Regions from separate parts of the Homo sapiens genome. Here region 1 is linked to region 2. Evidence: chromatin contacts called from ENCODE Hi-C data. All regions are on one chromosome and are shown on one strand. The core of a region is the stretch at or near the end of the contact, and the rest is flanking DNA. Distances in the headings are between cores, read along the strand shown. Region 1 overlaps LOC105375161 (a long non-coding RNA gene). Region 2 overlaps SCIN (scinderin).

What was found. A loop is a pair of places that touch in the nucleus more often than their neighbours do. Pooled maps may share reads with other maps.
Region 1: a loop to region 2 is called in a map of naive thymus-derived CD4-positive, alpha-beta T cell, with 18 times the contacts of the local background. The contact joins two enhancer-like sites. A Hi-C loop is called at or near these places in 2 of 168 maps with a recorded cell type or tissue (both naive thymus-derived CD4-positive, alpha-beta T cell), 1 of 37 single-sample maps with no recorded cell type and 14 of 50 pooled maps.

Annotation. Positions count from the first base shown.
Region 1 is chr7:13,741,496-13,744,195 of GRCh38, reverse strand. All of the region lies in intron 3 of LOC105375161 (a long non-coding RNA gene), which reads right to left. Among named protein-coding and RNA genes, the nearest start is that of ETV1, 250 kb to the left of the region's middle. Within about 2 kb of position 1,300, at least 3 of the 41 ENCODE cell types and tissues checked have a DNase peak (open chromatin) inside an H3K27ac peak, as active enhancers do.
Region 2 is chr7:12,637,015-12,639,714 of GRCh38, reverse strand. The region is part of intron 10 of SCIN (scinderin); the gene reads right to left. Among named protein-coding and RNA genes, the nearest start is that of ARL4A, 49 kb to the left of the region's middle. Within about 2 kb of position 1,319, at least 5 of the 41 ENCODE cell types and tissues checked have a DNase peak (open chromatin) inside an H3K27ac peak, as active enhancers do.

The sequences.
Region 1 (2,700 bases), core at 51-2,550, 1.1 Mb before region 2:
TTGTTAATCCGTCTTCTCCCTGGAAAGCTTTACTTTTTCTGAGAGAACTTAATATCACCTAGGAATTATTATATTTTTCCGCAGTCTCCCCTGTTAACTAATTCCCTTGTTGCACACATAGAGGTACAACAGTTTAATAAAACAAAGAGTGACTTGACATTGCCAGCACAGGGTTGTTTGTGTTCACCTGTGACATTTACAAGTGAAGACATACAGAACCTTCTTTTGTTTCCTGGATAATCGTTCAGGTGTTAAAGAAGTTGATTCAGTTTTAAATGGCATGATTTTCTCAAGCCTTGGAAAAATAATTGATGGATTTTCTTCTTTTTTCATAGCTCAAGTATACAAACTGCAAAGTCATGTCTAACTGTTTAATTTTACAAGACTGGAAAATATTGAATTTAAAGCTTAGGCTTTAGTTTAGGTTTATTCCTGGTGTTCAACACTGTCTAAACTTTCACAGGCAAATCGGAAATGAAACACAATTGAAAGTAAACCATGCTTTTTCTGCCTGAAAGGGGCCTTAATATTTCATTTTATGTTTTCAAATGGAATCTAATGAGAACGTGATTTTATACAGATACCTTGTGTCAATTATTCCTTGTATTCCTTCTAAAGCGATCTGTGCATTCAACTTGAAGCTTCATTAAGGATCAAGCCAAGTAGTCTTTAAAAAGTACAGGGTTTTGGTGATAGACAGATGGTGGCTTTCATGATGTCAGGAAGTGTCAGATATTATCGTTGGCTGCGGGATGGTGGCTACTATCCAAACAGATTGGGAAACAGACAGAAAGAGCAAGAACACCATTTGTTTTATTTAGATACATTGTGAACAGAAGGAAGCAAGACAGAGCATACTTTTACACATCTTTTTTCCACTCCTTGTGAAAACAGTTTAGGATTTGTTATGTTATATTAGCCCTTTCATTATGCAAAAACATGTGAAAGCCAGAGACACTGGTAAAAGAATTTGTCTCATTGTGATTTTCTATGAAGTTTGTTTATTTTTATTCTTACAGAACATGGTTTTTTAAAAAATTTCCTTTCATTGGCAATATTGAGTGCTAGAAACAGAGGGAGCTGAGATGTTGCCCTTTAGAAGTGCTATACTGTTAAGAGAGTATGAAGTGAGTATTGACTTCATGATCCAGAATGAGGGCTTCTCAGAGAACCTTATCAAAGATTCAGTTCCAAAACTGAACTTGCTTGTTTGTGATGAAGCTTAGTTATTTCTGTAAGGATTTAATTCACATTGGCAGCCAGAGGGCAGCATCAGCTCCAGACAAATATGCTGGTCCAGTTACATGAGCAAAGCTGAGTATTTACTCAGCAGTAGACGTAGGCATCAGGGCACTGTAGCATATTGGTGGGGGCCTTCCTAATCTTCATTTAAAAGAAAGTGAAAATTTGCTAGCATATTCAATAGATAAAACACCTTCAAACTTTGCTTTCTGAGAGTTACTTATATTTACCTGTTACCATAATCTTCTACTTTATCCCATAAGAGGTAACCAAATTTTTGACATTTTGATGTATCAGAGATCTGGTGCCACAATCTGCTGTACAATTGTGTCCCCAAACCAGAGTGAATATATTGGAAATGTGGTTCCTAATGCAGCTCCCATATATTTGAATGTGAGGGGCCAAACTAAATAAGGAAGAACACGTTGCTCATAAAAACCAGTAGTATGGTGTTATATAGAATGCAAATATTTAGGACCCGGAAGGACTTTGGAAGAACATTTTAGATTAGTGGTTTTCACCCAGTGCTTCAGAAAGTTCCAAAGTTTCATGCAGGCCCTTTATGGGCTGTGCTAGAGGGTGAGTAAAAGGTCAAGACTCCACTCCACTATCTCGGCTTCATCTCAACAGCTGTGTCAGTGATGTGGCTTTCCAGCCTAGGGACAAACAAGGATTGGAATCTTGGCTTAAGAGATGAGCATTCCTGTAGTAGAAAAGTGTAAAGCATTTGGCTGGGGCTGAGTTGGCATGACTGTATTTTAATTGCTCCCTAAGTTCAAACAGGAGTCAAATTCCAGAATGAGGTTTGGGATAACTATGTTACAAGGTAGAATAACCTTCCTCTCACCTCCTTCCACACCCCACTGATATTTGAGGCCTGAACATGATCAATATACCCAGAGGCTTTAAAGAGAAAGGAGAGCCTGAAAAAAAGTAATCTTAGCCCCTTCCTAGGACCCCCTAAAATTGCACAAGGCTGTACTTCAGTCAATGCTGTCTAAAGCACTACAGGCACCTCTTTTGTAAATGAGCTACTCCACAGCAGCATAAGAAATATTGTGAATTATTTACTGGGGGAGTCTTGAAATCACAATATACATACTGAATAATAACTAATAGTTTAATCATGTGTTCATTAAAAGGCAAAACAAAACTCTCACTTTCCTTTGGTTTTTGAGACAAGCCCATATATAAAGGGGAGAACATCCTGAGACACCTGGTGGAAAGCTGGTCTCTGGATTGTGGGAGGGACTGAAGTAGACTGAAAAGAAGGGTAGCATACACCCTTCATGCTAAGGGCATCCTGATTCAAGAGTCAGTCAGTGAATCTCAAAGAATTTCTACAAAGTTTTGGTTTATGCAGTAAATTTTATTGCTTTACATGAAATTAATCCTTGTTCTATCTTGGAAAGAATCTGAAGCATTTGACAGGTTAAAATTATGTTTCTCCAGAGCATG
Region 2 (2,700 bases), core at 70-2,569:
GATATGCTCAATATAAGAAACTTTAAAAAATACAATATAAAGACTTTTCAGGATGAGGAAATTGAAAAAAAAAGGGAAATTATTTTCTTGATTTTATTTATTAGCCCCAAATATTGGATTAGAATTTCCTATTTCTCACACAAACTATTGATGCATTTACATAAAGAGTTCAAATTTCATGTCAGTCTCCCATTGTTTTCATTTGTTCTGCCCTGTGCTAAAATTGAACTGTCTCACTTCCCCTGGTTTGTCTTTTTCTAGAAGCCAGGTGAATGGGAATGCTGATGCATGTACTCATTACATGCATATACATACCTGCATATAGGGAGGCCGAAAGGCATTGAAAATAATTGACTTCATAAATATATTTCAATTAGTAGGCATTCAAATAAGTGAGCAGCAAATTATGGAAACGTTTTGTCAGTTATAGTCTCACAAATACCTAAAACTGTTAGCTTAGCATTTCATATAACATGGAGAAAACTTTAATTGCCAACATGAGAGAAAGAGAAACACTGATTAAGGCCCATCCCTTACTGTCAAAGGAGAATAAGAAAGAAAAAAGGCTGATTAAAATATGTTCAATATGGTTAATATATTCTACAAAGGAGCGTTGAAAACCGCAATACTTTAGTTTTTTCATGCATTATTGTAAGCTACTGCCATCTAGTGATTAAACTAAAAATTACCATTTTGTTGTCAATTTAGGATTCAACCGGCTAACAATTCATGGTAACTCATTAATCGAGTGCATCAAATATAGTACTATGAAATATGAAATATGTAAGACAATGCATGTCTTCATAGTTTTTTAATAGTTTGGTAAGTAATACCTTAAAGATCAACTAAATTCCATAGAATTGAGTGCATTTAAAGAATTCAGTCATTTCATTAATTTATTGATTAAAAGTAGCAAGTTAACTTATTTTTAAAAAGTTAACATGCGCCTTTAAATTTAGATTTAACTTGATTTTTGTATCTACTAACTTGTATCAAGATGGAAAGGAGACCAGCTGGAAGACCAACTTCAGCCTTCACATCTTATACTTTATGTTCTGAAGTGTCTAACTTGCCTCTCTCTATTTAATTATTACATTAAAATAAGCAATTACACACTTACAAAGATTTGAAAACAAGACAGAAAAACCCTTTTGTACCATATAGAGTCTTAGCTCCCTTGACATCAGGAATGAGGAAGTTAAACAGGCACAACCATGTAAAGGGAGTGTTTAATGCTGCTGTATCAGAAACATCACTGCATTGGCCAAGTAAGCACCTGCTTTCAGTTTGAACTCTAATCTGTAAGATGCTTTTCCCACCAGATGGGAGCAGATGGCTTCTCAGAAACTGGCCAAAGACAACAGGCAGGCAGAAAACAGGCAGCAGTGTGTGCAGCTCCAGCTAGGAAGACACAGGGAATGAGAGAGAGGGAGAGAGATAGTTCCAGCTAGCTGTAGGAAAAAGGAACAAGAAAGTACTCTCTCACAGAATGAACGAGAAAGCAGACGGACACATTGGGGCACACTAGAGGAAAATAGGGTCTTCTTGAAGTCTGTATGTCAGTTATACAGTAAGGGAATCTAAAAAACAAAGACCCAAAAACTTTTTCATGGTAACTAATAAGCGTCCTGAAACAAGTAGCAGATACTCCACCATAAATATAAAAGGAGGAGCAGTTGAACTTAGGAGAGTACAGAAGATTGAACCAGGCTAGAAACAGCAGTCTCTTAGACACAGTGAGGAGATCTAGAACTAGACATTGATATCGTCTGATATTGTATAACATTTAAAGTTTTATAATAAATAAAACAGCATATTATCTCTTCCTGTCCCTTTTTCTCTATCTTAATCTGTCTCTAGATAGAGATAGCTAAGATAGATAAGTTAGATAGATAGATATACTAAAAAGTTGACTCATTTATAATTACATGAAATTTTCATTTTGAATTTGGATTCAGTCATTCTCGACAAGTAATTTTTTATTTCAGAAATACCCAAGTAAAAAAATACATCTCTCCTCCCTCTCAATCTCTCCTCCCTCTCACACTATCCTCTCCCTTGCCCTTCCTCTTCTCTCCTCCTTCTTACTTGTCTCATTTCTTCCTCCATGATTTCCCTCTCTTCTCTTCCCCCTCCTCTCCTCCTTACTTGTCTCATTTCTTCCTCCATGATTTCCCTCTCTTCTCTTCCCTCTCCTCTCCTCCTATCCCTTTTCTTTCCCCTTTCTCCCTGTCTTTTCTCTTTGTCCCTCCCATTTCTGTTCATCCTTTCTCCCTCTCCACCACTTCCTCCCTCACTTTTGGGTGTTGGACTTTGTTTCAGTAAAGATTCTGGTACCTAAAAGGGAAATATAAGGACCCATGCTATTTTATCAAGATTTATTTCTGTTTACTTGTGCAAAACATAACTTACGCATGTTTACGATTTGAGAGTGTAAGAAAATGCATCTTTTTTTAACCTATTAATTCGAATTGTTAATCTGTGCTTGTTCTGCACTGTTGTATTTATTTCTCATTGTTGCTGTAACAAATTACTATGATTTAGTGGCTTAAAACAACACAAATTTATCATCTTACAGTTTTGGAGGTCATAAGTCTGAAATGAGTTATGGGGCTAATTTAGTAACTGGGCTAAAATCTGGAATAACAATTTAGTCACAGGGCTAAAATCAAGCTATTGCAGGGCTATAGTCCTTTCCAG